3 separate regions of the Mus musculus genome follow, and regions 1 and 3 are each linked to region 2. A link is a loop called in an ENCODE intact Hi-C map of the cell type or tissue named here. Cell type or tissue: heart. All regions are shown on one strand. Region 1 has its middle 500 kb from the start of Mir8099-2. Region 2 has its middle 660 kb from the start of Mir8099-2. Region 3 has its middle 560 kb from the start of Mir8099-2.

Evidence for each region. Hi-C counts contacts between places; a loop is a spot of excess contacts. Peaks named below come from ENCODE experiments on the same cell type or tissue, not always from the same donor. Only the 100,000 strongest peaks of a DNase experiment are listed, where the experiment ranks them.
Region 1: it touches region 2 in a loop (8-fold over the local background); 5 of 42 quality-filtered maps call a loop at or near these places.
Region 3: it touches region 2 in a loop (11-fold over the local background); 5 of 42 quality-filtered maps call a loop at or near these places.

The regions. Positions count from the first base shown.
Region 1 is chr12:94,419,871-94,427,870 of GRCm38, forward strand. No RefSeq gene overlaps it. Among named protein-coding and RNA genes, the nearest start is that of Mir8099-2, 500 kb to the left of the region's middle. In heart, no CTCF peak of the experiment used is centred here; DNase peaks (open chromatin) are centred at 1,131 and 4,691.
Region 2 is chr12:94,583,945-94,591,944 of GRCm38, forward strand. No RefSeq gene overlaps it. Among named protein-coding and RNA genes, the nearest start is that of Mir8099-2, 660 kb to the left of the region's middle. In heart, no CTCF peak of the experiment used is centred here; a DNase peak (open chromatin) is centred at 3,287.
Region 3 is chr12:94,484,195-94,492,194 of GRCm38, forward strand. No RefSeq gene overlaps it. Among named protein-coding and RNA genes, the nearest start is that of Mir8099-2, 560 kb to the left of the region's middle. In heart, a CTCF peak has its summit at 4,728; a DNase peak (open chromatin) is centred at 4,727.

The DNA of each region.
Region 1 (8,000 bases), 160 kb before region 2:
ACTGAGTACTATGAAGATAAAGAAAAATAATAATAACAAATGTATTAATATTCTTAGTGATCAGATTGATCGGCAAGTATAAATGGTTGATTTTAGTTAGCAATTTGACCATTAAGAAACAATGAGAATATCTGCAAGATACACTTTTGAAAGTGAGAGAGTATTTCTCGAGTTGTTCATTTGTGAAGGGATACGTTCCTCTGAATGTTGGTGACACAATCCCATGAGCTCAGGTCCTTGACTGAATAACAAAGTAAAAACAGAGACAAACAGCTAACTGTTGGTATTCTTATCTAGATGCTTTCAGGTCCTTGGAGACATGATTAATAAGTTTCATGCTCCTATCCTGATAGCCACAAGACACTCCTACAAGCCTTCCTTCCATTTCATACTGGGTTCGCATACCTTAAACTGTAACAGCCCATCTCCATGAGTTTATTTTCCGTCAGATATTTGGTCAATAGAATTGGAAAAGTAGCTGATGTATTCAATATGTTGTTAGAAATCAGAATCCATGGATATTCTTTCTCCCTTACTTTTCATTGTAGTTAAAATCATATCCTCATAATGAATAAACTAATCATTATAGTTAGAAACTCATATTTTGCCAGTGTTTCTAAGTATTCATGATTATTTACTGTTCTTTTCCCTTCTCAAATTAAATACACAGTGATACACTCTTAAAGTATTGGGTATTTTTATCCTTGTGTATATGTTTGGGATATGTACATAATCATGTGTGTATATGTGCTCTATCTCTTTCTGGGTGCTGAGGACATAAACTCAGGACTTCATATTTAAAAAGCAGGCACTATACAGCCTGACTCTGCTATTAAAATCTTACAAGAAATGTAGGTTGAAAACAACTCACAAAACCATGAGTTCTAGTTCCAGCACAAAAGATTCAAAATGGGCATGACCAAGTGTAAGTATAAGTATGATTAAGTTTGTCTATGAAAGTCTGTGTCCTCAGTAAGGGTAATGTCTTTGTGTATTTGTACAATGGATTTCTAGTTTGCTGCCTGTACAGGATAGCATAAAAATGTTAAATGTACACTGTCTATTTTTTTGACCACCTAGCATCCTTTCCCCTTACAAATCATTGTTTTTACATCCACTTCCTGCATGCATGCGCTCAGGAAGTGATAAAGTTTTCACAGTTGCTGATGGATCTCTCTGCAATCCATGCCAAGTTGTTTCCTGGTGCCAAACACAATGGGTCAGGAAATGTGGCACGTGACCAGAGAATTCCTATTATTTTAAGTAAGCTTTCTCCCACTTGTAGCTCTAAGCAGAAATGTCGAACGTTGTAAAATATTTCTTCACAATGATGGATGGCCTTACAGATGTTCAGATAGCTATCTACTTGCATAGTTTTCTTATTATTACATCACTTTGAAAGCTCAAATTGAAACCGAATCCACCAAACCTGTGAAAACACTTTCCATAACAGATTACAAAGCATTTGAGTAGGAAAGATTTGATGTAATAGGAAATTAAAAATGTCTGAATATAATGGTATGAATTTTTTCTTATTTAAAATATTTGTCTACAGGCTTATAAATAGGGATTTAATGTTAATAATTGACAGTTTTCTTACTAAAGCTGTATAAATCTAATAAAGCTCTCAGATTGTGATTCTGCAAAATCCTTTCCAGAATGTTCTATTTTGTGTTCTTTGCATAAGACGAACAAATGCCAAACATGGAACTGTTTTTCTCATCTTCATAGCTAAATGTTTATTATTTAATGAAAGTATTTCTTCACTTTCAAATGTTCCACAGTCCCCAAATACTTGGCTTAGGTAATAATGATTTTGTTGCTATTATTGCTAACCAATAGTATGGAATTAAAGGGTTTTTTTGTTTGTTTTTTGTTTTTTTTTTGTTTTTTTTATGAGCACAGCATAATCAGCTAAGTCAGAGTGCAATAACACCTAAAAACATTACCCATGTTTCATAAGTTATCTTTTAAAATGCAAAGACCATGTCATTATTTACGAGTGGACTGCCAAATTGTACATTTCGCAACTCAATCTCTGGCTTCATTTTTTTTTTTTTTTTTCTGCTTGTTTTCAACTGTCAGGAAGATGACTAAGCACACACAGAGATCAATATGCCCTGGCATACCGCAGGAGATTTGCAGTCACACTGCAGGAATAACCCTCAGCAAAACATGCTCAAAAACCAACCATCTTGTTAGTGTTCATATCTGCTAACTGTTTTGCTTTCTGTTTGGAAATTAGCTGTAAGAAAATCAGAGAAGTAACTGGCCATCGTTCCAAAAGCAAAGTTGAACTACAACTCCGAGTTTCAATGATACAGCATCCATAGGAATCTTGAAGAAAAGGGATGAAAACAAATGAGCAAGTAACCAAATGCAAAAACAAAAAATAAAGAAGAACAAAGCCATTCTTAAAAATAAGAATTGGGCCAGGCAGGGATGGCACATGCCTTTAAGCTCAGCACTTGGGAGGCAGAGGCAGGTGGATTTCTGAGTTCGAGGCCACCCTGGTCTACAAAGTGAGTTCAAGAGCAGCCAGGGCTATACAGAGAAACCCTGTGTACATAAAAACATAAAAAAACAAAAATAAGAATTGGTTGTCTGAGATGTACCTCAGTGTCTCTGTGTGCACATGGCTATCTGTCACACACAAAGCTGGATTTCCAGCACCCCTACAAATTGAGTGGTTATGACCATTCCAGCACTCAGTAATTAGAGTCAGGAATGTCAGAAATTTGTAGTCATGTATGGCTAACCCTGGATAAACAAGGCACTGAAAACAACAACAGAACAAATAAACAAACAAAATTTAAGGAACAAATGCTATGCTATGTAAATTGCATTCTACTAAATAATTAAGCTGTTTTACTAGATAGAGTTACCAGAAAATTCTAACATTCTATTGGTTGTTCTATCTTCCACATTACAACAAACTATCTTTTTTAGCATTACATCTTTCATGAAAAGAAACATGATAGATTAGCAAATTGAGAGAGTTAAGGCACTTAGGCAGTGGATCAAAGACATTGGGAAGGAGACCAAGAAAGTGAGAGAGAAAAAGAGGAATGGGTAAAGATGGGATGTATTTATATAGCTTATTCTTACAATTTTCTCTGGGTTGCTTTGTGTGTGAATGTGTGTTTGTGTGTGTGAGAGAGAGAGAGACAGAGAGAGGCACAGAGAGAGACAGACATAGACACAGACAGATGGAAACACAGATACAGACACATACACACACACAGGAAAATCTGAAAGAAAGGCTGGGCTTACATAGAATTTCAGCTATAAAAATTGTCTAAGACTAAGTTGGACAAAATAATATTAAACTATATGGGATCTAATCTTTCTTTATGTCTAAATAGAAACATTTGATTATTTCCTTTAGTTTAAATTAGAAAATTCATCTGAAATTTTGTTGTAAGACAAAGGTTTCCCAGTGCTATGAGTAAAAGTAGCTATTTTCATATTTTATTTCTATAATTCCATGAGATTAAACCCTCAAAAGGTCTTTAGACTCTCTCTTCATTATTCACAGTTAGAAAGAAGCTGGCTCAGAATACTAAAAATAAGAAACAAACATATTAGAATAAAAACAAAACAATTAGGTTTATAGAAGAAAATATAATTATATTTCATAAAAGGCTACATCCTTTGACTTTCTTATAGCCCAAATGATAACTATTATTTAACTAAAACCAAAGTCTTTAAATCCAACCATCCAGAAGGATAAAAGAGAACTTTTCCTCTAAAATGAAGAGTTTTCAGATTCTATTACTTCTGCATTTACTGTTTTTAATAAGCATGTATTCATTGTCTATATTGTTCCTGTTAAAACACAACTTATAGATTATTTTATATTTATAGATTATATTTTTGTAACATTTATTAAAAGAGGAAAAGTTTTATATCTTGTCTTACTTTCCCCCTAAAAAAAAGTCTGAAAATTCTGAGGATCAAGCAAACATTACAATAAAAAACTATATGCTTTTCAAACAGAAAATTGTAAAACAAAATATATGTAAGAAACAAGCATGCTTTCTACCGTATCTACTTGTATTATTTTATGACCTATAGCTAATATTAATATTGAAATTGCCTTTCCACAAACACAAATAATAATTTCCAGCATTAATCTGAAAGCTTCCAGCAAATTTTATAAGATTATTTTCTTGAGACCTTGGAATTTTTTTTTTTTCATAGTGAAAATTTGGGGACTTTTTCTCTTCCTCAATCCAAACTTCAAATTGTGGATACAAATGCAATGTTTACCAGGAATATATAAAATGATGACTTCTAACCTCTTGCCTAGTGGTAATTTCCACAGAATAAAGGGAGGCTGCACATACCTTTACTATATAAATGGTGGTGACTTTAAAGACATGCCAATGGATATTGAACACTGTTAATATAACATAACATTGTGATCAATTCAGGTTCTGTGGAGGAGAAAGTTACCCTGGCCCAAGCATAGCAAAAAAAGACCACCTTACTGAAGAATGACCCAGCAAGCCATAGATCAAACTGCAGAACTGTGTCTGTTTGTCCCATATTTTAACTTTATTTTGGTTTGCTGACATTTGGAGTGACTCTGATTGGTCTGGAATTAGCCTTCTTATCCTGTGAAACATCTGTACTGTATTGTTCCAAAGGATTAGCTGCCCTCTGGGGATTCTGTGAAGTCAGGACAATGGAGGTCATTAAGGGTGCAAACATTTATTTTCCGGCCTTTTATTCAGCAGGGAAAGCCAGGCAGAGCATTTTTTTTCTTTCCTTTTTTATCTTTTTAATCCAGAGCTTAGCATTCTTAAAAATACAACCACACAGCCACAGAGCCAGCTACACTGCTTACATTGGAATTGATGACTTTAGGAATTTGGAATTATTTACAGGTCAGTGTAGGGGAGCTATGAAAGGGTGAGATTCTGGGACAATGAAGGGGGCTAAAAGCTAATGAGATAGTGTCTGTCAAAGGCAGAGAATTGCACGTGAATATGAGAACCACTAAGGCACAGCCTTAGGTGGAACTGCTAATTTAAATATTCCCCTCACCGACTGCCTTAATTATAATAAACTGCTTCTCATGTTGTGTTTTCCAAAATTCCATCCAAGGTCTTATTTACAAATTTCGTGAGAGGACAATCATGTTTGACACTGTGATGTTTAAACTGGAGATATGGCTCAGCTGTTAAAAACACTGCCTGCTCTTCCAGAAAACTGGATCATGGACACACAAAGAAACATCACGAATAAAAGCAAATATTTATAAGTGACAAAAATGCAAAATTTGACTCTGCAAAGTGCACTCAGAACTCACAGGGAGGGAATGAATCATCCAACTAGAACAGACTACATATTTAACTGTTTCTTGAAGACAATATATCACAGTTCCAGAGATCAGATGGACTAAACAGGAAACCTTTGCTACTTCACTGCTTTAAGAGTGCTACGTCCAACATCAAGGTGTCAAGAGGACCGCCATCTTACAGATTTGCTATATGTTGTCTCCCCTCTCTTTTTTGCTCTAGGAATGTCTTACGGATGCTGTCTATCCTTGGCATTCCTTGATTGTAGATTTTCCTTTTCTCTCCACATTTGTGATCTTAATGTTGCATATTTCCCTGATACCATCTTATATAGTAAGGACTCTCCTCCATTCTGACTATTCTTGACTTGATTATATTTCCTAAGCACCTATGTACAAGTACTTGAGGGTAAGTTTTCAAATTTTCTTTTTTGGAAGGCATAATTCAGCTTGTAACAAATTAAGAGATGTCTAACAAAAAGTATTTGTAATTTCAATTACACATAAAATCAGAAAAAAATGTTGAAAATCATTAATCTTTAGATTGTATTATTACAATGAAAATTGCTTTGAGAAGTCAATTTTGTACATTTCAGTAAGTACAATAAAAATAACAGGTAAACACAGTTTTTGGTTAGCCTATGGAGAAAGTTAAAACTAGATATTACCATACAAATGTAAAATACTGTAAGTTGTAACTTTTATAAAGAATTTAACAGTCTTACTGCATAAGCCAGTCATTTAGTAATTACACATTAGCTATCTATATCTAAGTAATAATCCTAAATGAAAAATATTAGGTTAAAAATTAAATCTGTTAGGTCAATTAATTGGAATGAAAAGTTCAGATAAAACAAACCTCTAACAACAGATGGAACAATGGTAACTAGTGACTAATGTGGAGTCACAGACTCTCGGGGAAATAGAACAGCAGGAATAGAAATGTTCTAGGTCTGGACTGAAAATATTTTGATTATCATTCTAGTGGAGGCTAAATTATAAGAATTTATTACAATATTCACATGGGTTTTTGTCTTTTAAATGCCTTTAACACTTTGAGCAACACTTTCTTACCAAAAAAAAAATATCAGGGAATTAAACTTCTAAATAAGTAAATTGGGAAATAAAAGATTAACAATATGAAATACATACACAAGAAAATAAAGTCAGAACAGGATAGATCATTGACACTGAAATGAGAAAGAAAACTGAGCCCCCAAAACCATGAACGCCAAAATATTTGAGGACAAAAAGGAAGAAATGTAGTGTGTATCTTATAAACTTTAGAATCCTTGAAAACACATCTTATAAAGCAAAAAGCAATCAGAAATCTCAGGGTGAGAATAGCTGTTAAAGAAATTGAATCTGTAATCAGAATTCATCCAGAGAGCAAATATTGCTTATATGATGAACACCAATCCAGTCAACATTTAAGAAAGAAATAATATTATACTGATGCTGACAGTATCATGAAGAAAATTCACATTTAATTATACTTTTCTCCTATTACAGAATTAAAAGTTTCTCTTATACATACAGTATTTAAAAGGACTTGAAAGTAAATATAAGATCAAAATTAATTCATTCACATACTGTTTCTTAAATTTTGATTACATTAAAAGAATTAACATTTTAATGTGTTTGTGTGCATTGTGCAAATGTGATGTGTGTGTGTGTGTGTGTGTGTGTGTGTGTGTGTGTGATGTGCCTGTATGTATATATGAGTGTCTGTGTATATATGTAGTGTGTGTGTGTGTGTGTGTGTGTGCATGTAAGAAAGAGAGAGAGAGTGCATACTGGGGTAAGCATTTTACAAATAGACTTGCCATATCTTTTCCTACCACTCTCTGCCTTGTAGTTATAGACAGCATATCTCAGTGAACCTCAGGCTTACAATTTTGACTACACAGTCTGCCCATTAACCTCTGAGGATGCACCCCTATCTGACTGACACTCTATGGTACAGGCATGTTGCAGCATGCCAAGATTTTACATGCTTCTGTATATCCAAGCTGAGTTCTTTATGCTTGTTCCCTTCCCGTGGTATGGGCATTCAGTATGGAAGCCCTCTGATCTAAGATTCAGCTTCATATCCTTAAATTACATTTCACATTGGAAGTATGATGCATGTATGCTGGATCGATCCGACAGGGAAAGTTCTCTTGAATAAATGCTGTGAATGGATATTATTTACTCATCTTTAGTCTAGACTTTCTCTCATTTTCCCCTTAAGAGCTGAATGTCACTGAAATTACATTCTGTATAAAAAGAGACCACTCGTGTTGAAAGCAGCTCAACTCATTCAGAAGATGTTATTGTAGCTTTGAAAATCTTTTTGGTTTGGTCCTGCCATGTCCTTAAACTGGGATTGCTTTCACTTATTATATCCTAGACGTAGTTATCATTATAAAAATAGTACAATAGATAGTGGGGTTGGTAGGCACGTCTGTAAACACAGCTCTTGGGAGGAAAGGGAGAAGGAATGTGTGTTCACGCCTAACCTGAGCTCTATAGCAGTAGCCTGCCTCACATACACCACACAAATATACAATGGCTGAGTCATAATTATTTTTACATTTTTTATGTGTATAAAATTCTCAAAGTATAAGTAAAAATATTCCATGGAACTTGTTCACTCCATATGATCTCAGAAGCTAAGATAGGTTGGCCCGTTGATACTTGGATGAGAGAGATG
Region 2 (8,000 bases):
ACTTTAGGGATAGCATTGGAAATGTAATTGAGGAAAATATGTAATAAATAAAAAAATAAATAAATAAAACATAAACAATGAAAAAAAAATCTAAAAGGTTTTTCAGCTGTAAATTCAGTGTAATAAATACAATGTCACATTTATTTAATGGACTTATTTAGTAGAAATACTAAGTTCCTTACACTTTAATTAGCCAAATTTGACAATTTTGAGCTTAGACCTCAAGTATTCTGCCTGATATTCATATGTTGGGTGGTGTGTGCCTTTTCATTTCAGGTTTCTTGAGTCCTGACACATACATTGCTTCTACAGCAAGTACTGATTGCATATCTCAATCGTGATGGGGTGATTTAAAGCCTTGCCCATATTCTATCTTACACAGCAACTAATCCTCAAGTGTTGGGATATGGGCATGTATCCCTATATCTCACAGGTCAAAGGCCTGGTTTCTATCCTTTGGCAGTGTCAGAAGGTGCTGACACTTATAAAAACTGGAGTTAAGTAGGTGGTTTAATGGTCATTATGGATGTGTCTATGAAGGTGGTCCTGGAACACTGATCTCTGCATGTCTTTCACGGTTGACCAGCTGCACTGAGTTGAAATACTCCCTCTTCACATTCCTTAGATATGTGTAGTACATCACACATGCCCAAAACTCAGAGCCAACTGAACATGGACTTAAAAGCTGGGATTTAAAATGCAACTTTCTTCCTGAGAAGTTAGTTGGTTTAGCAGTATTTTTCACAGTATCAGAAAATTGTGTAGGACAATATAAGAACACATTTGTCTTTAAGGTGAGTTGCTTCTGGTCCACAGCACATGGCAAGAATACCTGTGCTATGATGAGCACACATAGGAAACTCAGTTCTTGATCCTTGCTAGTGTTCTGTAGGATGCATAAAGATTCTGACAACTCTACAAACAGTACAACTAGCATAAGCAATGGGGAAAGAACAGCCAAAAGTGTAAGTGATAACATCCCTTTCCCTTCCAGTGTTTGATTGACATCAACTTGGTGATACTTTCCCACCAATCCTTGGCAGTGGCACTTACCAATACAAACACAGCTAATGAGAAATCTATGTCCTTTAGTTCATGCATTGCTTCCAGTGTCACTACTTGGAGATATATATATTTTTTTAATGTGGCTTTGGGGACAGAGGCTAAATTGCTGAAAAGATTAATTCAATTCCATACAAGGTCAGTATTTTTCAAGAGTGTTTGGGAATTACTATGCATAGTGAACTGTCTGGCCTTATATGTGTGTGTTTAGCATTCAAATTAGGAGCTGGAGAGATGTCTCAGTAGGTAATGCACTTGTCATGCATGCATATCATAAGCTGAGCACCCTGGCAAACATCTGTCAGTGTAGCAGTTGTATTCTGGAGCTCATTGAGAGCATACTCTAGCCAAATCAATGCACTTCAGGTTAAGGTACAGACACTGTCTCTTAAAATAAGGTAAAATCAATGGAGGGGTATATTGGATGCCAAATTCTGGGTTAGCCTGTCATGCACACCCACATCAAAACACACATATGCAAAAATATGAAGGTATACACAATTTAAAATGCATATTTTGAGATCATTAATGCTTAAATGTGTAATATTTTCTTCATTGTCCTAAGTTTCTAGGGAAATCAGGAGCTATTCTTAAAGTCAGGAACCTATCATCTCAGTTTAGATCTTTAGGCAGAGTAATGAACAATGGTGCATTCCGCCTGATGCCCTGCCAACTGCGGTAATATTTATCCTCATTGTCTTCCAGATGCAATTTTAAGGAGAAAGGAAATTCTTCAGCAGCCACCTGAAGATGTAAGTGCCCAGATATCCCACAATACAATCCCTGTAGCAGACACACATTGTTCCTTCCTTGCCAGTTGTCAGAGGAAGTCCCTGCTGATGTAGGTGGCTACTTAGAAGGCAACAGCAATGTAGCAGGCTTGGAGATATACCAGATGGAAGCCAACTTCTCTTGATCCCTGCTTGTCAGTCTTCTCAAGAATTGCTCCAGAAAATGGCATATACAGGATTTTACTACTAAAGGCACAGCCAGTGCTCTCATTAACCAGCTCTATTGAATGTGTTTTATTCTTTTGATTAACTTTATGCCTTTGTGATTACCTGTGGAAAATATCACATTATCCTTTTATTGTTTTTAACCATAAAATTTAACATAGGTGTGGAGGGTAAATATACTTTCATAAACATTATTTTCATTCAGCTGTATAAGCATCCTATCAAGGAAATCATTTAATTATAGACAAAAAAAATGAAGGTAAGGGAGAATAAATGGTCAGAGGGGTGATATGAAGGAGCTGCTGACATAGCCCATTGGCTAAAAGTACATCCTGTGCTAACAGGACATGATCTCAGCTATCTACAAAATCCCAGGCAAGGCTACGTGTGACTAATCCAGGTGCTATGAGAAAGTGGATACTGGAGATTTCATGTTGCTTGTTGATATCAGACCATCTCCAAGCCAATGAGAGATCACATCTCAATGTAATAATGTGAAGAGTAACTGAATATAATATTCAGTGTCCTCCTCTGGCTTCCATAAATATATATGTCCTCACTTATAAGTATGTACATAGCACACACAACCATACACATGCATGAATACCGTGTATGTGTCAGAAATATAAAAAGTAGTATTCATTACATAATATACATAATTTACATGGTAACCCATATATTGTTATGAATATAGACAGTTACATTTACACAAAATTGGAACAAATGACAGTTGACAGTCCATTATCTATCTTATGTCATTTGATTTTAAATTCAGCAACCATGCTTCTTTAATATACAACAGTATCAATCACACAGGGTCATGATGTGGAAATGTACCATTCTGTCTTCTTAGCATGGATTTAGCTGCTCTCACAACTAATGGAGGACAATGTTATTCTCAGCTTCAGCACTACTATTCACTCCTTCTAGTCAGTTCACGCTGACCCATCTAAAATACCTGCTATTCTTGGTGACAACAAATTATCCTGCCATTTAATGAAGGAAGTAGTTTTTATTGTTTCCAGTCAAAACCAGTAGAGGGGTTAATAGTGCTTTTTTTGCCATTGCCCAAAATATAAGACATAGCCTAGAGAAAAAATTGTTAATAATCACAACTCTCGGGCATGGGATCCCAGTTCATATTTCTGAAGCCATTCTCAGTTAGAAAGATGTGTTGATAGCCAAGTTCCTGGCAAAGGTAGCAGCTAATGCCTATTAAGCAGTGGAGTGTCGCTGGCCTGATAAGTTGTCTTGGCTCTGTGAATACCCATTAGGCAGTAGGATTGTCCCCCAGGGAAACTGCATCACACTGCTGAGACAATCGAATTCCCTATAACCAGGGACTTAAAATATCTATTGTTGAGTTCTTGTCATTTCCTGACATTTTTTTCTTTTGATATTTTTCTAAGCTTGAGGTTCACGAAAAGGTGAACATTAATCACAACATTTGAGAAAAATCCCTTAGCTTGTTATGTGTGATGAATATGTTAAAAACAGGCTTAAGCCAGGGCCAAAAAATGTTACTTTTGACTTTTTAGTTAATCATGATAACTGCTAAAATCAAAGGAGGAACAACTTTGAACTTTGAGTCTTTTGTAAGCAACCCTGAGCTAAGAAATAGTGTTTTCACAAACTAAATACTTGAAATCTTCCTGATTTGCATACTGATTAAGTTATAAATTAGATTCACGACTATGTTTATTTTAAACATTTTTTAATAACACAGTTGAGTAAATTTACAACTTACAGAAATCAGTGTGCACTTATGTTTAAGAAACTCAGCTAAAGGTAGGGGGTTCAATATGAGGAACCTGCTCTGATATAAGTATGAAAGGTTATAGTGAAACGTATTAATTTGTATTCAAGCTAAAATAATTAGGACAAACAGCAAATAATTATTCCAAATGTATTTAAAAGCACAAGCAATCCCTATAGTTTTTCTACTTGCTTGTTTTATTTTAAAATCTATCCACTATAAAAGAACCTACTTCAACATCAATTTTTATGATGTATAATAACCATAAAATGAAATAATTTTATTTAAAGAAAAAATATCATGCTCTATTGTATTTATATTTTAAATGATGAATGCCTTGATTATTAAATGTTTTCTCCTAAAATGACAATAAGATATTTAAGTATGTTCAAAATAAACACTAAATCTGAGGAATGTCAAGCTAAGAAAAACCTTAATTTTTTTTATTTTAATTAAAATAAAGTTACATTGTTTCCCCCTTTTCCTTTCTTCACTCTCATCCTTCCCATGCACCAACCTCCTTTGCTCATTCTGGAATTCATGGCCTCTTTTTCTTTAAGTACTTTTGTTACACATGCATACACACACACACACACACACACACACACACACAAAGAAGCACACATGCATGCTTATATGACTAAATATATAATACAGCATGCTCAGTCCATTTACGGTTATTTTACTTGTAAGTCTATGATAGTGAAACATTACTTAATACATACAATTAAGTTAATATCTAAAATAATTTCAACTTACTTACAAGTTCTAAATTTAATAAGTTCATGAAGTAGTTATGTGTTATGCTCATAGTCTTTTGTAATTGATTTAATTCTTCTTTGGGTATAATCTAATAGCAAAGATAAACAGTATAGTAGTTTGTTCCAAGGGAAAAATTAACTGAGTACAAATTTTTCTTCACCATTCAACAGTGGAACATTAAGTAGACAGCTAAACCATGCACTCAAATATTCTCTCCCTTTTCTGTAGCAGGCTTGGCCACTCGAAAGGAAAAACAAATATAGTAACACAATCAAGGTTGGTGCATTACGCATTTCAGGCTATTGTTTTAGCTCTACTGACTCTCTCCTTGCCAAGAGTAACATAAAGCAATCTTAAGTCACCAATGAAGTGGTGACAGGGGACAAATGTCCTCAGAAGTGTCAACGAGTTTCAGTGTTTATACATGGAAAATATAAACTCCTCAGGCTGCCTTTCATGTTGATTTTAACTTGAAATCTTAACAGCTTCAAACTGGTAAGTAGACCAGTGTAGCCGCTGATGATCTACGAAGATGTCACAGGCAAGGGAGATAGTCCACAAACATACATAAATGCCTTTTGTGATACAATACTGAGATGCATTTTTATAGGATACACATGCATGAAGCTGCGTCTTCAGAAGCCAGCTTTGGATCCACTAACTCAACTTGCTGCAGCTGCGAGTGACTACATACCTCTCGGCAGCTCTTCAGGATGAAGTTGGCTTTGCTTAAAACCAGCTCTGAGGGAACTGTCATTGTGATCTCCTGGGTAAGATTAATTCTTGGGCTGGCTGGCCTCTTGGCCAAGTTTATTAGCAATAATAAATCACTTCGGCCACCCAATCCTTCTGTCTTCTCTCTTTGTCCATAGACTGTAACAGTCTTGTTGCTTAGGGTTTGTTCTTACTTATCTATTCTGAGAACACAGACTATTTTCAATTCACACTCATTCTCTGTAGTCATGTATTCCATATAGGTACAAACTTTAAGACATTTGTCGAGGGGGGGAAGGGGACATATGGACTATTTCGAATATTTTTAAAAGTACTTGCTGGTCTTACCAAGAATTCTGGCATGATTCCAATAACCTACATGGTAGAACCTCACACTCTCTTCTGGCTGCAGGGGGCATAGGACATGCAAACTACTCACATGCATATAGACATTAATATATATATAATAAAAGCAAATAAATCTTTTAAAAAGATAATGCTATGTTGAAAGTGCCCTACCATTCAACTTTCTAGATTATATCAATGTTACCATGAAGTGTACCTGACAGTACCTCTTTTGGTCATTGATGTACCTCCAGACTTTAAACTGTACAGTGGAAAACTAAGTGGAAACTCATTAGGGTTTCAATAGATGAAAGTATTAGTGATTTGTACAAGTCTAACTCACTTACTTTAGTCTGCTTTTTTTTTTTTTTTTTTTTTTTTTTTTTTTTTTTGGTGTTTTCTAGGTGCTTTGTTTGCTGTGTTTGCTAATTAACTACCTTAATGCTAAACTACTGGGATCCTGCTTTTTTTCCACATGTTTTTTTTTGTTTGTTTGTTTTGTTTTGTTTTGTTTTTTAATTTATATATATATTTATTTATTAGGTATTTTCCTCATTTACATTTCCAATGCTATCCCAAAAGTCCCCCATACCCTGCCCCCCACTCCCCTACCCACCCACTCCCACTTTTTGGCCCTGGCGTTCCCCTGTACTGGGGCATATAAAGTTTGCAAGTCCAATGGGCCTCTCTTTCCAGTGATGGCCGACTAGACCATCTTTTGATACATATGCAGCTATAGTAAAGAGCTCCGGGGTACTGGTTAGTTCATAATGTTGTTCCACCTATAGGGTTGCAGATCCCTTTAGCTCCTTGGGTAAGTTCTCTAGCTCCTCCATTGGGGGCCCTGTGATCCATCCATTAGCTGACTGTGAGCATCCACTTCTGTGTTTGCTAGGCCCCGGCATAGTCTCACAAGTGACAGCTCTATCTGGGTCCTTTCAGCAGAATCTTGCTAGTTTGTGCATTGGTGTCAGCGTTTGGATGCTGATTATGGGGTGGATCCCCAGATATGGCAGTCTCTAGATGGTCCCTCCTTTCGTCACAGCTCCAAACTTTGTCTCTGTAACTCCTTCCATGGGTGTTTTGTTCCCAACTCTAAGAAGGGGCAAAGTGTCCACACTTTGGTCTTGGTTCTTCTTGAGTTTCATGCATTTAGCAAATTGTACCTTATATCTTGGGTATTCTAAGTTTCTGGGCTAATATCCACTTATCAATGAATACATATTGTGTGAGTTCCTTTGTGATTGGGTTACCTCACTCAGGATGATGCCCTCCAGGTCCATCCATTTGCCTAGATTTTCCACAGGTTTTTAATCTGCCTTTGCTAGCTCTTTTTTGCATTGTATTTATTTATATGTATTCATATCTGTGCCTGTCTACATGAGCACCACATGTGTGTAGATGCCTCTGGAGGCCAAAAGATGGAACTTGAGTCCCCATATCATGGAATTATAATAAATGTTTGTGAGTTGTATAATATCACATCTGGAAATCTTGCTGGGTGCAAGAGTCCATGCTTATAATAACCATTGAGCTTCTTTTATTGTTTCAGATATATTTTACAAAATAAATAAATAAACAAACACAAAAAAGGCAGTTTCATCAGCCTGGAATAAGAAATGAAGTATTGGCGTCCGGTACAGTATTGTATAGCCAAAAGTAAAGTGTTCATCTGATATCTCTCAGACACTTGATCACCAACCAGCCAGCATACACCAGCTGATATGAGGCCATCAACACATATACAGCAGAGGACTGCTGGGCCTAAGAACAATCAGAGAGGATGCACCTAACTCTCAAGAGACTGGAGGTCCCAGGAAGTTTAGAGGTTGAGTGGGCTGGAGACATACTCATAAAGACAGAGGTGTGGTGAGGATGTATGAGATGTGGAACAATCAGAAGATGGATGTGGGTGGGGGGATAAAATCTGGAGTGTAAAAATAGTAAATAAGTAAAAGATTAAAAATAATAAAATAATAAATGTTTATTAACTTATTTATTCATGTATATGTATGTTTGCCTTTGTGTATATTTGTATGTCTGTCTGTGTGTGTGTGTATGGATATATGGATGTTTGTTTCTATGTGAATATATGGTTTTATGATTGGATGTACGGAATTTTGTATAAGTTTGCAAGCAGGAAGAAAGGCGGTGTTGGGTCCCTTGGATCTAGAGTTATAGGCCGTTGTGAGCCACCCAACATGGATACTGAGAACCTAACTCAGGTCCTTTGCAAAAAAGAGCAGGCACTCTCACATTGCTGGGACATCTTTCCTGCCCCTCAAACGTCAAACATGATTTTACATCATTTTATGCACTTGGCTTTCATGCTACCAAGGCATTTTTCCCTCTGTTTAAAAATGATCAATCCAAAACTAAATATTTTGGTTGAGTGATAATTAACC
Region 3 (8,000 bases), 100 kb before region 2:
GTCACTTGATATTTAACAAAGGAGCTAAAACCATCAAGTGGAAAAAAGTCAGCATTTTCAAGAATGGTGGTGGCTCAACTGGCAGTTAGTATGTAGAAGAATGCAAATCAATCTATTTTTATCTCCTTGCACAAAGCTCAAGTCCACGTATATCAAGGACCTCCACATAAAATCAGATACACTGAAACTAAAAGAAGAGAAAGTGGGGAATAGCCTGGAACACGTGGACAGAGAAGAAAATATCCTGAACAGAATTCCATGGCTTTTGCTCTAAGATTAAGAATTGATAAATGGAACATCTTAAAATTTCAAACATCCTGTAAGGCAAGAAACACTGTTAATAGGACAAAACACCAACCAACAGACGGGGAAAGATCTTTAACAAGCCTACATCTGATAAAGCGCTAATATCCAATATATACAAAGAACTCAACAAATTAGAATCCAGACAATCAAATAACCCCATTTTAAAATAGGGTACAGAACTAAACAAAGAATCCTCAACTGAGGAATACAAAATGGCTGAGAAGCACCTAAAGAAATGTCCAACATCCTTAGTCATCAGGAAAATTCAAATCAAAACAACCCTGAGATACTACCTCACACCAGTCAGAATGGCTAAGATAAAAAATTCAGTCAACAGCAGATGCTGGTGAGGATGTAGAGAAAGAGAAACACTCCTCCATTGTTGGTGGGATTGCAAGCTGGTACAACTACTCTGGACATCAGTTTGGCAGTTTCTCAGAAAATTGGATATAGTTTTATGTGAGGAGCCAGCTATACCATTCCTAGTCATATACACAAAAGATGTCCCAACATGTAATAAAGACAAGAGCTCTACTATGTCCTTAGCAGCCTTATAATAGCCAGAAGCTGGAAAGAACCCAGATGTCCTTCAACAGAAGAATGAATACAGAAAATGTGGTACATTTACACAATGGAGTACTACTCAGCTATTAAAATAGGGACTTCATGGACCTCTTAGGCAAATGGATGGAACTAGAAAATATCATCCTGAATAAGGTAACCCAGTCACAGAAAAACACACTTAGTATTAATTCAATGATAAGTGGATATTAACCCAAATGCTCAGAATACCCAAAATACAATTCACAAACCACAGGAAGCTCAAGAAGAAAGACCAAAGTGTGGATGCTTAGGTCCATCTTAGAAGGAGGAATAAAATACTCATGGGAGGAAGCACAGAGATAAAGTGTAGGGTAGAGACTGAAGGAAAGGCCATCCAGAGACTGCCCCACGTGGGGATCTATCTTATATACAGCAATCAAACACAAACACTATTGCAGATGCCAAGAGGTGCTTGATGACAGGAGTCTGATATAGCTGTCTCTTGAGAGGCTCTGCCAGAACCTGACAAATACAGAGTGGTTGGTCATAGCCAACCATTGGATTGAGCATGGGGTCCTACAATGGACAAGTTAGAGAAAGGACTGAACGAGCTGAAGGGGTTTGCAACAACATCAACCTACCAGACACCCCAGAGCTCCCAGGGATTAAACCACCAACCAAAGAGTATTCTTGGATGGCTCCAGTCGCACATGTAGCAGAGGAGGGCCTTTTCAGGCATCAATGGGAAGTGAGGCCATTGATCCTGTGGAGAGACTGGATGCCAGAGTGTAGTGTAATGCCAGGACTGGGAAGCAGGAGTGGGTAGGTGAATCAGGGAACAAAGTCATTGAAGGGGGAAGAGGAGATGGGATAGGAGGTTTCCGGGAAAGGGGATAACATTTGAAATGTAAATAAGGAAAGTATCTAATTAAAAAGGTGAAACAAATAAACAAAAAAGAACGGGTCATGTGCTTAAGTTTTAGCAGTTGGCTCAGATGGCAATCACCCTGCTAAACAGGTTTATGCTTATTTGTTTTGTTGCTGTTGTTGTTGTCATTAGTTTTAAGAATATCATGCTAGGTCTTTTAGAATAATCCATTCTCTACATCCACACCTCATCCTAGATCCATCCCTCTTTGTTGTCAGCAAGTTCTCTGCCCTCCTTTGCATCAAAGACAGCCTGAGCTGCTGAAATATTCTTGAATATTTGCCTTCCACTGGAATCTGTTCTAGCTATCAGAGGCAACATTTTTAGAGTATTAACCCTTCCTCTCCCAGAAGCTAAGGATGTCAATAGGTCTTGAGTGAAAGGTGGGACTTTATGCTTTACTCCCTCTTTTCTTTTTTTTCTGAGGTTTCATCTGGTTTTTGCTTCTACAGGGTCTTGTACATAGAGTGACATTTGCTATGAGTCCCTGTGTGCAACTGTCTTGCTCTGTGTATAAGACAGCTTTTCCTTGGAACAATCCATTGTCTCAGAATCTTACACACTTATTGATTTTTTCTTTCAAAATGATCCATGAGTCTTTGGAGGAGTGGGTATGACTTGTATGTTCCATATTAGTTGAATGTTCTCTACTTTTCTATTCTCTGCACTTTAGCCAGTCTTTGTGTTGACTGTCATTCACTACAAGCCGGAGCTACTCTGGTGAGAATTGAGAAATGTTTTAATCTATGGGTATAATGATAACTTATTAAGCATTATTATAGCAGTATGTTCATTTTGCAGAATCATAGAAATATGTCCTTTCCTGGGCTCCTCTATCTCTTCAGCATATTCTTCGCCTGATAGTGATACCAAGAATGGCCTGTTCAATAACAAGGACTGCTCTTAGCTGAAATAAAGTCTTCCTAATGTGTTCTGGAAGATAACAAAAAAAACATGAACACTAGCCTTTTGTATTGGGGAATCATTGGGATGTCACTGACCAACAATTCTAAACTTCTCCCCAATGGGTTCTCTCATACATATAATTTGTTTAATGAATGGTTCTGTGTTTGGGGACATAAACTCATAGTGGTACTCAAATCAAGGGAGACAAGTCATGGAGCTTATAATAAATGCCTATGACTAGAGTCTCAGTTCAGAACACCCATCATTTCATGCAGGCATTTTTCAAACTTTCCATTCAGAAAAAAAAAAAAACAGGTAACAAAAAGTTTCATATTCATTGTTTGTTGTTTGTTTGTTTTCTAGAGGGAAAGGTCTATCAGCTTCACTGATATGCATTATCTTTATACGATATAAACACAAGCTTTTACCACACAAAACTTTCTCCTCAGTTATTGGAGACTTGTTTTTTAATGACTCTTTACTTACCCAAATTTAAACTACAATGGCACTCACATTAAATACTATTAATTAAACTTGGCCTCCAAGATCTTTCAAATACTGGATTACCAACCAGGCAGCATACACCAGCTGATCTAAAGACCCAAACACATATACAGCAGAGGGCTGCCAGGCCTGGGTTCAGTAAGAGAAGATGCACATAACCATAAGAGACTAGAGGACCCAGGGAGTTTAGAGGTCTGGTTGGGTGGGGTGGGGTGGGGACATCCTTGTGGAGATTGGGGGTGGGGAGGAAGTATCAAATGTGGAACAGTCAGAGTGTGGACCTGGGGATGGGAAATAAAATCTGGAGTGTTAAATAAATAAATAAATAAATAAATAAATAGCCACCTGGGGATGGGGAATAAAATCTGGAGTGTAAAATAAATAAATAAATAAATAAATAAATAAATAACCAAAAAGTAGAGTTGTTATATAGAAAAAAATACTATCAAGCATCCTCTGTACTATGAAAAAAAAGCTACAATTATTAACTACTTGCAAAGGGCTTTAAGTTGGTGAATAAGCATATCTATCAGGAAGAAAGTTTGGCTTCCTGTAGCAATCCTTCCTGTTCCGTAAAAGGGTTGACATAGGCAAAAGGGAGCCTTCTTAAGGTCTTTGTTACAGGTTCAGGTATGGACATAACATAGCTGAAGTTTTGGCTGAATTCACTTCCAAGTTTTTACTGAGTGATATCATTTTGGATGCAAATTCAAAGCAAAGACAATCGAGACTATTTTCATTTGGGTGTGGACGGGAGAGGAAATACTATGTTACAAGTATTTGTAATATGTCTTTGTAGGCAGCATATCTGAAAAGATTCATATGCATTTTTGGATGCACTGGGTAGAAATCAATCCCAGACATACACTGATCATCCAAGACATGCCAGGAGGGGTGTTTTGTGCTATTGAGAACAGATGTTAAAGATACTTATTTCAAATGTAAAGACAGACACTTCTATTTCTATTGTGTGGTGTGGACCAAGATAACATTTATAGTAACTGTTCCTGGACATATTATGTCCCCATACTATCACAAGTTACTCTGTCAGTGATTCTCAAAGTTTTCTTGTATGATCACTGGCAGAAACAATTGAGGGTAAATTTGAGTCTATCACATACCTGGATGAAAAGGCTGCTATCACTTTTGTGAAAATAAATCTGAACTGTAAAACATATAAGAAACTATAAGCTGAAATCTACCAAATGCCTAGTGTGTTAGATTTTTTATATTTCAATTCTGCATTCTTACTATTCCATAAAATGTCACATTTTGTTCTGATTTTGCACACAGCTTCCTTTTTCCTGTAATTAGTGGCCATAATTATTTAAACATTCAAGTAAATTTGGTTTTCCTGAAAGCATGACAAATTATTTCACATGTCTCTGGTGTCCCAGCTAAAAGTTTTATGACTTGATATTTTATGTTTTTCCTCAGATAATAAAATTGTCTCTCTACTCTAAGAGTACAGAGCTGGCAAGGGACAATGAGAACTAAAAATATTGCCTATTGTTTTGTCATGCCCCTGTGGCGCTGTGTATCCACAGAGGGATTGACCGAGGAAACTAAGCAGGATGATACAGGATGCTATGCACTCTAAAGTTGGACTCAGGGAGAAGGTTCCAGGACAAAATGAAATCACAGATGCTTTGATCTGCTCTGCTCTGAGAATGACCATAGATCTTTCTCACTATGTGAGAATGATAACTTTCATAAAGAAGAGCAATGCATTTGTAATGGTTTATGTATGAATTTGTGAAAGATATTAATACTATTTTAATATATGTGTACTTTTTATTAGATGATTTCTTTATTTACATTTCAAATAGTTTCCCTTTCCTAGTTTCCCCTCTGAAAATCCCTTATTCTCTTCCCCCTCTGCCTGCTGCCCAACCCACTCACTCCAGCTCCCTGGTCCAGGAATTCCCCTACATTGGGCACAGAACCTTCACAGGCTATTGATGACCTACTAGGCCATCCTCTGCTACATATGCAGCTAGAGCTACAAGTCCCTCCATGTGTTTTCTTTGATTGGTGGTTTAGTCCCAGGGAGCTCCGGGATTACTGGTTAATTCATATTGTTGTTCCTCCTAGAGGTCTGCAAACCACTTCAGCTCCTTGGGTACTTTCTCTAGCTCCTTCATTGGTTATCCTATGATCCATCTAATGGATGTGAGCATCCACTTCTGTATTAGTCAGGCACCAGGGGAGCCTCTCAGGAGACAGCTGTATCAGCAAGCTCTTGTTGGCATCTGCCATAGTGTCTGGGTTTGATGGTTGTTTATGGTATGGATTCCTAAGTGGGGCAGTTTCTGGATGGTCAATCCATCAGTCTCTGCTCCATACTTTGTCTCTGTAACTCCTTGCATGGATATATTGATCCCCATTCTAAGAAAGAGCAAGGTATCCACACTTTGGTCTTCCTTCTTCTTGAGTTTCATATATTTTGCAAATTGTATCTTGGGTATTGTGAGCTTCTGGGCTAATATATACTTATCAGTGAGTGGATATCATGTGTGTTTGTTTATGACTGGGTTACCTCACTTAGGATGATATCCTCCAGATTCATCCATTTTTTCTAAGATTTTAATGAATTTATTGTTTTTAATAGCTGAGTAGTACTCCATTGTGTAAATGTACCACATTTTCTGTATTCATTCCTCTGTTGAAGGATATCTGGGTTCTTTCCAGCTTCTTGTATTTAAAAAAAAAGGCTGCTATGAACATAGTTGGGCATGTGTTCTTTTTACCAGTTGTAGAATCTTCTGGGTATATGCATAGGAGTGGTATTGCTGGATATTCTGGCAGAACTATGTCCAATTTTCTGAGGAACTGTCAAACTGATTTCCAGAGTGGTTGTACAAGCTTGCAATCCCACCAACAATGGAGGAGTGTTCCTCTTTCTCCACATCCTCACCAGCATCTGCTGTCACCTGAGTTTTTGATCTTAATTCCACTGGTGTGAAGGTGGAATCTCAGGTTGTATTGATTTGCATTTCCCTGATGACTAAGGATGTTGAATAATTCTTTAGGTGCTTCTCAGCTATTTGGTATCCCTCAGTTGAGAATGCTTTGTTTAGTTCTGCACCACATTTTTAATAGGGTTTTTGGTTTTCCAGAGTCCAACTTCTAGATTTCTTCATACATATATTTTGGATATTAGCCCCCTATCGGATTTAGAATTCGTTAAAGATCTTTTCCCAATCTGTTGATTGCCATTTTGTCTTATCGACAGTGTCCTTTGCATTACAGATGCTTTGCAATTTTATGAGGTTCCATTTGTTGATTCTTGATCTTACAGCATAAGCCATGGCTGTTCTGTTCATGAATTTTTCCCCTGTGCCCATATCTTTGAGGCTTTTCCCTACTTTTTCCTCTATGACTTTCAGTATCTCTGGTCTTATGTGGAGTTCCTTGATACACTTAGACTTGAGCTTTGTACAAGGAGGTATGAATGGATCAATTTGCATTTTTCTACATGATAATGGTCAGTTGAGCCAGCATCATTTGTTGAAAATGATGTCTTCTTCCTACTGAATGGTTTTAGCTCCTTTGTCAAGTATTATGTGACCATAGGTGTGTGCCTTCATTTCTGGGTCTTCAATTCTATTCCATTGATCTACCTGTCAGTTCCTGTACCAGTACCATGCAGTTTTTATCACAATTGCTCTGTATTACAGCCTGAGGTTGGGGATGGTGATTCCACCAGAAGTTCTTTTAGTATTGAGAATAGTTTTTGCTATCCTGGGTTTTGGTTATTCCAGATGAATTTGCAAATTGCATTTCTAACTCCGTGGAGAATTGAGTTGGAATTTTGATGGGGATTGCATTGAGTCTGTAGATTGCTTTCTGCAAGATAGCCATTTTTACTATATTAATACTGCCAATCTATGAGCATGGGAGATCTGTCCATCTTCTGAAGTCTTCTTTGATTTCTTTCTTCAGAGACTTGAAGTTCTTATCATACAGACCTTTCACTTGCTTAGAGTCACTCCAAGGTATTTTATATTATTTGTGACTAATTTGAAGGGTACTATTTCCCTAACTTCTTTCTCAGCCTATTTATCCTTTGTGGAGAGAAAGGCCACTGATTTGTTTGAGTTCATTTACTATCCAGCCACTTTGATGAAGTTACTTATCAGGTTTAAGAGTTCTCTGGTGGAATTTTAAGGGTTACTTATATATACTATAATATCATCTGCAAATAGTGATATTTTGATTTTTTTTCCTTTCCAATTTTTATTCCTTTGATCTCCTTTTGTTGTCTAATTGCTCTGACTAGGACATCAAGTACTATATTGAATAGGTAGGGAGAGAGTGGGCAGCATTTTCTAGTCCCTTATTTTAGTGAGATTGCTTCAAGTTTCTCTCCATTTAGTTTGATGTTGGCTACTGGTTTGAGGGGTATTGCTTTTTCTATGTTTAGATGTGGGCCTTGAATTCCTGATCTTTCCAAGACTTTTGTCATTAATAGGTGTTAGATTTTGTTAAAATCTTTCTCAGCATCTAATGTGATGATCATGTGGTTTTTGTCTTTGAGTATGTTTATATAAATGGATTACATAGATATATTGAACCATCCCTGCATCTCTTTATCTTTGGATGAAGCCTAAATGATTGTGATGGATGAACATTTTGTTGTGTTCTTAGATTCTGTTTTTGAGAAATTTATTGAGTATTTTTGCATCGATAATCTTAAAGGAAATTGATCTGAAGTTTTCTTTGTTGGGTTTTGTGTGGTTCACGTATCAGAGTCATTGTGGCTTCATAGAACAAATTGGGTAGAGTGCCTTCTGTTTGTGTTTGTGGAATA